Linked DNA regions of Homo sapiens: region 1 is linked to region 2. Evidence: read pairs that join two places in POLR2A ChIA-PET (ENCODE). Cell type or tissue: OCI-LY7. All regions are shown on one strand. Links, peaks and the distances in the headings refer to the core of each region. The heading gives the core; the rest is flanking DNA.

What was found. Peaks named below come from ENCODE experiments on the same cell type or tissue, not always from the same donor. Only the 100,000 strongest peaks of a DNase experiment are listed, where the experiment ranks them.
Region 1: POLR2A ChIA-PET joins it to region 2 with 5 read pairs; 2 of 35 experiments call an interaction of 5 or more read pairs at or near these places.

The regions. Positions count from the first base shown.
Region 1 is chr2:8,470,373-8,474,765 of GRCh38, reverse strand. No RefSeq gene overlaps it. Among named protein-coding and RNA genes, the nearest start is that of LINC01814, 110 kb to the left of the region's middle. In OCI-LY7, for the core only: no CTCF peak of the experiment used is centred there; a DNase peak (open chromatin) is centred at 1,985; H3K4me3 peaks cover 1,074 bases; H3K27ac peaks cover 2,957 bases.
Region 2 is chr2:8,386,291-8,390,683 of GRCh38, reverse strand. No RefSeq gene overlaps it. Among named protein-coding and RNA genes, the nearest start is that of LINC00299, 60 kb to the right of the region's middle. In OCI-LY7, for the core only: no CTCF peak of the experiment used is centred there; no DNase peak of the experiment used is centred there.

The DNA.
Region 1 (4,393 bases), core at 212-4,211, 84 kb before region 2:
GGCATGCACCACTACGGCCAGCTAATTTCTATATTTTCAGTAAAGACTGGGTTTCACCAAGTTGGCCAGGCTGGTCTAGAACTCCTGACCTCAAGTGATCTGCCCTATTTGGCCTCCCAAAGTGCTGGGATTACAGGTGTCAGCAACTGTGCCCAGCCCTCTCCTTTAATTCTTATGAAACCTTTGTAAGGTGGACGTTGTCAACCCTATTTTACAGATGAGGAAACAAAGGGCCAAGAATTGAAATGACCTCTTCAAGATCACAGAGCTAATCACTGTATAGCAGGGTGTCCACCCCAGCTGAGGGTGAAAATTACGTCTGTTCCATCACGGCACCCTCTCGAAGGAGGTGATGAAGAAACTCGTTCTGTGCTATTCCTAATAGCAGTCACTTCGGGCACTGCTTCATCAGCAGCTCCTACGGCCATCTTGGTGTCCATGTCCACTCCGTGTCTCAGCACTCTGTAGCTGTCATCAGTTTGATGCATCTCCCCTTCCCTAGGAGAACCGACAGGGCTGTCTCACCTGTAACACAGGTGAGGGGTTAGGGAGGAGGTAAGGGGTTAGGGAGCTTGCATGTTGGCCATCCCAGGCACTGCCAAGAGCCAGATCCATTCCTTTAATCCATTGACCCTGGAGTTTGGGAAGAGCTTTCATTCTGAAGCATAGGACTCTGAATTTGCAAAATGTCTTACAGCAGAGACCACCATAAAAATAATTGCACTTTGGTTGCTCTTCTGGATAATCTACAGATTTGTAAGTCTAGAAAATCAGACACTGCCATTGAACCAAATTTGAAATTCTGTAAGGCCTTGGGGTGTGTCCAGGTGCCCTGAGGAAGTGACCAAGGCCATCAGGGTGCTGTTACTGACTTAAGCTTGAGTTTCTTGACATCGGCATCTTTTTCCTGTGGGGAGGACTCCATAGCCAGGCTGGTGCCAGCCAGGACCTGGGTGCCCTTTTCCCTGGCTGCTTGTCTGCTTAGGCTCTTTCCAAGGCTTTAGTTCTGCCCATGTCTGTAAAGAAGGACCATCTTAGGAGAGGGAGAGGGAATGCCAGAGGCCTCCTGGTTCATCATCTCATTACAATACCTCTAACACCTTTGACCTTAGAGTCCTTCTCTTCTTCTAGAGCTACAAATAACACCAGGAAGGTGTGTGGCAGTGGTAGGGCCTCCAGACAGACTTGGTTCCACCAGGCTTTGGAGGGAAGTCATGTACCTCTCAGCCTCATACTCCACATCTGCAAAATGGGAACACGAAGGTCCATGTTGCCAGGGTAAGGAACAAGGCATATTTAGCACTTGTTGCCAAGTAGGTATTCCATAAATGGTTACTATTATTCTTCTATAATAAACTTATTACATAAATCTAACTTTATAGGGCTTATGGGAATTGGAAGGGCTCAGCTCTGATGTTCCCTTCCTCCTTACCTCAGCCAGGAAGAATCCCCCTTTTCCTCCCTCCTGCAGGCCTTGTCTTGCCTGACCATAGAATCTAATACCAACCTTGTAATTGTCATCTGAATACAGACTGCGTCTTATCTACTTAATAGATTGAGGCTCACAGAGGTTAAGGGCTCAAGATCGCAGGCCGGTTAGTGGGGAAGCTGGAGTTCATACACTGACCCGTATTCCTTATCTCAACACCATGAGAACAACAGCATTAAGTGCCAAGTTTCAGAAACTCACATGAAAACTCTTGCTTTTGCTTAGAGGTGGGAATGAGAGGTTCTGAGCTGTCCCATATTGGACATAGGGAACTGGACAGGCCTCCTGGTCTCTAGCACACAGCATATTTTACAGGGAACTTACCAACTTTCCACTTTCCCAACCGGAGGAGGGTTTAGAAACAGCCCCCAGTGATATGGGTGTAGAAACTCCTGAAAGAGTATAGCCATGGAGAGGAAGTGCTCAGAGGTGCTGGGCCAGCAGGAAGTGGGAGCTGTTTCTAGCACAGAGGATGTGGCTCAAGACAAGGTATAAGAAATGAAAGTCAAGAAAGAAGTAGAAGTGGGATACTGAGGTGCCTCAAGCACAAGGAAGTGGCTTTATTGGCCAAGGTGGAAGGACAAAACAGCATTGCAGCGAAGATTTTGGGTGGGTGTGGAAGCCATTTTTCCTCTTATAGTGGCTGCATGAGGGAGGTGTTGGAACCTGGGGATTAGACATCTGGTGTATGGTGATTCTCAGTCAACTCTCACGGGGACTGCATAGAAACCATCTTGAGGAGAAATCGAACTTGTGAAGGCAAAGAAACATTGATTTCAGTGAGGTTTAGTTGACTGAGTTGTGCTTGCATTTTAGTCTTACAGCTCTGCAGGATGTGCTGGTGAGCTGGGAGCTACCCTGGGGAGGCAGCTCTGGTTTTCCTTAGTGTTGAGGGGTCTACCAGCCATTGAGCACAAATGGTGTGCTGGGGCTTACAGAGAGCAAATAATTTCATCCTCACAGTAACTCGTAAACTAGACAAATGCTATCACCCACATTTTACAGAAAGGAGGCAGCTCAGAATCACAGTATTTAATTAACTTGTCCAAAAGTAGAGTTCAGCTGGCAAATTGACGTGAACCCAGGTCTCTCTGATCCAGAATTGAGATTCTTTCTGCTAGGTGGCTTATCCATATACAGGTCTTGTTGGGAAATTTTTCTCCCCTGCCTATGAACGAGAAGCATAATCAGAGGCCACTTTGCGGGGCAAGGGTCCCTTTGAAAATCAGATGAAAGCCACTATGAAAGAGTGCATATGCCCCACAACTTTAGGGGGCTGAGGGCACCTCTGAGGTGCATCCAGAAGTCTCTTAATGTCTATGGAGCCCAGCTCAGGAAACCTTGTGATAAGGAAAAAAGGAACCAGAAGATGTCAGAAAAGAAAGAATTTTTAATGTAAGCAGATTTAAAAACTGCATTGTACGTACAGCCTACACACTCTGAATTTGTTGCCTTGAACATAACAAGCTTACATAAACAGGCTTCCATTACCTTATATGATAAATGTTCTTCTGGTTTGTAATGTGCACGTGAAAATGGACAACTCATTTGAACATTCTACAGGTAGATGTTTTTTCCTACCATAAAAGCCAAAACATCAAATAGCTTAAAACAATATACCTGGAAGTCGACATGATAAAATAGCATCACTTCCTTTTCCTTTACTACTCAGTTATTTTTCCCTGAGGGCAGTCCCTTTGCAGGTGGTATAGGGATGACTTCCATGCTATCACCCAGACTCACTTTACACTACTGCTATAGTCATCTTAAAGAAATTTGCATTTCATTGGAATGTATGTGTTTTCACTAAATTGATTATTTATGTTATACTCCCTTCCAGTGATCCTTAAAAATGTTCATGCACTGAGAATCACCAATGAACAGAGATGGAAGGGAGCTTAGAGATCATCCAACCTGACCTCCTTTACTTTTACAGATGGAGAAACTGAGGAGCTGAGAGGTTAAATCCCAGGCACTCAAGAAGTACCTGTGAAATGTGAGGCCAGATGGAATTTTCCTTCTGCTCCAAAGTCCTGGCAGGGTGGGAATCTTCAGTGGGACAGGGAGCCACAGAGGCTTTGCTAGCAATGAGGGGATGGCCACCGTGAAGGAAGGGTGCCCTGGTCCAGGATGGAGGTAGGACCCACCTGTGCCTCTAAGGATAACCGTCACCAACCCAAACCCGATGGGAGCATCTCTAAGATGAAGTAGAGTCCAAGTGGGGAAGACAGGGGGACAGAAAGGTCCAGAGACTCAGAGAACTTTGGGACAGGGAGAGGATGGTGCAGACCCTCCAGCAAGAGACTCAGGGACCCCCAGCTGTTCCCTGAAGGAGTCCTGGTGTGGGTTGAAAGGTGACTTGAAGGGAAAAGGGAAAAAAATATGTGGTTTAGCCTTAGGCCTCTGTGGATGTTTGGGACCATCTGGGGAAGGGGGTTACTTAGCTGTCAACACGTATGAATAGCCTGCCTGAGCACATTTTGGACCAGGTACTGTGGGAAGTTATAAAGGAGTAGAAGTCAGGGTCTCCACTTTCCAGCTTCTTAGCCACAGAGGTTGATGTGGTTAGGTGCCAAATTTAGCCACTTAACCTTTCGTGCTTTGACTGGCATTTTCAGACATTTACTCCTTTTTAGTTGGATTTAGTTTAGATTAAAACCTGGGTTGTAATCCAGTTTGGCAGCCATCATCTGGGTAGCCTGGGATAGTTGAGTCCTGTGAACTCTTGAGCCTCAGTTCCTTTGCCGGCCAAATGCACATTCTTCCTGTCCCCAAGAAATTAGAAATAACTTGTTTAAAGAGTTAAATTATAAGTCAAATCAGAGGAGCAAAACACCCTGGCTGTCTTCTGAACATACTTTTACTACAGCCATGTTCAGAGCATGATCACGTGCAAAGACAGGG
Region 2 (4,393 bases), core at 178-4,177:
CCATCCTACCCCATCCCACCCTACCCCATCCCATCACCCCATCCCTCCCTATCCCAGATTTCCCATCCCATCCTACCCCAGGGCATCCCATCCCATCCCATCCTGCCCCATACCAGCCCTTCCCACCCTATCCCACCCCATCCCATCCCATCCCATCCCACCCCATCTCACCCCATCCCACCCCATCCAAAGGTATGTATTCTTGGGCTGCTACTGAACCTCTTAGCTTCTGTCTTCTCACCTATAAAAGGCGAATTGGCAAGGTCATCCCCTTTGGCAGGTAAGTAAATGCGGAGGACATAGTCCACGTTAAATAAATGACAGCGACTGCTGTTTCACTGGTTGTCATGCCCATGAGCAAGTCAGTACCTGTTCTCCCCACCAAGGACAAGCTAACCCTGCTACCCAGGTCCTGCTCGTGTCCTGAGCTCCTCCTCATACGTGCCACCAGACTTGGTTTTGTATCCTACCTGGGCTTCAGGAGAGAGAATTAAAAAAATCAAATTAGGTAAAATTGGAGTTAAATGATAATGATAACTTCTCAGCTACTTCAACCTCAGTTTCTGCCCTTTTTGAACTTGCCAAGCAGTGGAGGTATCTTAACAGGCCCGTTCTGTGACTGTTACCACTGTTCCCATTTTAATGCAGCTATTTGTGTACTAGGTACCTCTCTCCCATGAAGCTGTGAACTACTTAAAGCACAATAAAGAAAGGAAAGAAGGAAGGAAGGAAGGAAGGAAGGAAGAAAGGAAGGAAGGAAACAAGGCAGGCAGGAAGGAATAATTAATGAATAATACTGCATTCAGGAAACTAGACCCAGTATTTTCAAAGTGACTCATACCCAGCCATCCTCTCCTTTGCCAGTTAGCATTGATAATCTCCAATTGCTCAACCACTTGTTTCTTTTAATTTTAACAATCTTACAGCTGAAGCTATCTAAGATTTATTCAGGAGAATATATTTTGTAACACCTCCTTTTTCCTGTAAACATTGAAGGAAGGTTCGTGATATGGACCCTTGGCTGAAATTTGAAGGTGAAAAAGGACGGCTCCGTTCCTATTTATGGTGTGGGAGTGACTTTCCTTCACCACTAGCCTGGGTGAAGTTTAATGACTGACCAAGAGGGAAGTAATTCATTCTTCCTGTCATCCTATTTTATTCCCCTGCCCCTCACCTTGTGCTCTCTTTTCCTGCTCAGCTCCTATTCTGATCTTTCTTTGTCAAGGATGTTTCTCATGATTAAGTGCTTATATCTTCTTCTCCCCAGCATATTTGTTTGGATAGATTTAGGACAGATAAAATTGCTGAAAATTGCCTGGTTTCTGTTTTCTCTAGAGAGAAAACCCTGAAAGATTTTTAGCTAATGGCATTAGACCAGTTTCGATCACTGTAAGATTCTCTGGCTTTAGTTCTATAACCCTCCAGAAGTCTAGATCTTTTTGATATTAAAGAAAACATGCACACTTTGAGTGAGCTACTGAGTTCCATCGAATTGTTTCCATTTTACAGAGACTAAGGACAGGGGACCACTGGGAAGGCACATAAGGAAACAAAAGGGACTTTGACCCAGAGACTGGACCCTGAGTCTATATGAAATAGGAGGTGATGGTGTTACTAAGAATTTCTTGCTTTGAGCTAGTTTCATTCTGGGTGAAGTCTGTACTTGAAGTTCCTCTCCTAACCTAACGATGGTTGCAGGTGGGGCCAAAGTTAATGGAGAACCTGGACTAACAGCCTCACCACCTTGGATCACTTTCAGTAACCACCAGGCCTACCTGGAAGTGCAACTCTGGGTCATGTGGAAGTGAAAACTGCAGTGGTAGGCATCCAGTGTCTATTCTGGGGGCTCTGACTTGGTTCTCCGCTCACCTATCTGAAGGGCTGGCTTGGCATGGACTTATTTAGTGTCTTTCTTTATGGAACTCAAAAAGCCTTTATATGTAGCCTTATCTTTCAGTTGTCCCAAGAAGCTCTATTGGCATTAGAAGCAAAGATATCTGCAACTGAAGTTTTCCATAACTTGCATTTTTGTCCCAAGTTTTATGGCCCTTGGCAGAACGTCACTGAGTCCTGGTCTTATGGCCAGAATACCTGAGTCTTAAAATCTGAGACCAGGGGCTTCTGATCAGATGGGCCTGGGCCCCTGGCTCAAATCTTACCTGCTTTACCAGCAATAGATGGCAATTCCTGCCCCCTTTCTCCTCTGTCCTTCAGAAAGGGCAGGAGCTGAAGTTGAAAGAGCTGAAAAGCTATAAAGAGTTGTCAACTGCTTTTTTTCCAATTCTGGTTTTTAAATTATCTCTTATGAGGTCCAGTTAAAACATAATGCAGGTTCAGTCAATTCCGCTTCTAAATCTCAGCCATGAAGGAACTGGGAAGGTGCTCAATAGCCACTATTAACAGTTGTTCCTTACAACCACATGGCAGCACTGTTGAAGATCTGTCCTGCACAGCCCGGTGAACACACATCCATTGTATTGATGCCCTTGTTTTCTCCATTTCTGCACAAGCTGAGATTGTGGTCTATGTGTGGCCTCCCAGGGTACAGTTCCCACAGTTCATACAGATAGGCTTAGCCAAGCTTTCCCTGCCACAGGACACAGTGCTTGGGTGGCTATGTTTAGGAGTTACCAGCACAAGCTATGCTGGGAGCAGCCCTTCTCAACAAGACTTCAGGCCTTGTATTGAGTCCAAGCCAGCAAATAAACTCTCAGTGACTTCCTGCTCAATTCCTCTTGGGAATCTTGGGACAGGGACACTATTAGTCTTGACAGATTCTCAATTTTGAATGTCTGGGTCTGTCTTTTTTTTCCTAATAGGCTTTTGGCTTCTTCTACAAATTTTTCAACTCCCATCTTCTGTGGCCAGTTCTTCATACCCAGGGGAGGAGATATTTGCTTTTGTTCTAATATAAAATGTTCATTAGATCACCAACCCCTATCCATCACTGCAGCCACACTTACACAACACTTCTTTGTCAGAATGGATGTATGAAGTTGCTTCAAAACCCATCTTCTTCGTTCAATGAAGAGTTAAGTGGTTGGTGAGGAGCAAATAGTTTTTGGCATTCAGCTACGAAAGACTCACAACCACTTTAAAAACTTTTTATTTTTAATTTTTTTGAGATGGAGTCTCACTCACTCTGTTGCCCAGGCTGCAGTGCAGTGGTGCAATCTCGGCTCACTGCAATCTCCACCTCCTGGCTTCAAGTGATTCTCCTGCCTCAGCCTCCCTGAGTAGCTGGGATTACAGGTGTGTGCCACCACTCCCAGCTAAATTTTTGTGTTTTTATTAGAGATGGATTTCACCATTTTGGCCAGGCTGGTCTTGAACTCTTGATCTCAAGTGAACCACCCGCCTTGGCCTCCCAAAGTGCTGGGATTACAGGTGTGAGCCACTGCACCTGGCCACAACCATTTAGAAAATGGTTTGAATATAGCATTCATGATCTGTGGGCTATGGAAACCTTAATCTCACTACAAACTATTCAATATAAGAAAGTCTCACTAGTTGTCTGGGTGGGGTGGTTTATGCCTGTAATACCAGCACTTTGGGAGGCCGAAGCAGGTGGATCGTCTGAGGTCAGGAGTTCGAGACGAGCTTGGCTAACATGGTGAAACCCCCGTTTCTACTAAAAATACAAAAAATTAGCCAGGCGAGGTGCTGCACGCCTGTAATCCCAGCTACTTAGGAAGCTGAAGCAGGAGAATCACTTGAACCCGGGAGGTGGAGCCAAGATTGCATCATTGCACTCCAGCTTGGGCAATGAGCGAAACTCCATCTCAAAAAAAAAAAAAAAAAAAAGAAAATCTCACAGGTAATTTACTGGTACATTGACCTATAGTTCTAAAATTCGAAAAGTGGTTTCTAAAATGTAAGCAATTTATTTCAGAAAAATAAATTCTTCAAAATTTGGGGGAACATTTTTTAAATGATTTTAACATTTCTATTGTTAAAAAGTAATCTATGTTAAACATAATTTTTAAAAAGTGTTAAAATCACGGCTTATACAAACACGAATGAATGGCTATCAGAGCTTTACTTTAACTCATTTATTAATAAAAGAACCAATAAGATATTACTACCAGTTCAAAAGAGAATTTAAAATATGCATACGTAGGCAATCAGGGACACTGAAGTAAATTTACAAATAGATATAAAACTGGTCAATATCCCAGGAGAAGTAACCAAGTGCATCACCACCAAACACAATTTGCATTTCTATGGACACAAATCACCTGCATTACTATCAGTTTTCTACAGTTTACAGTTGTAAAATAGCTCAAAGACAAGGAAAGTTTGTGAGAACTTGGAAGGGTGAACTAGGCAAGACAGACTACAATCTTTTTTTTTCTGGTCCATTTCAAAGTCTTACACAATTTTTATAGACACT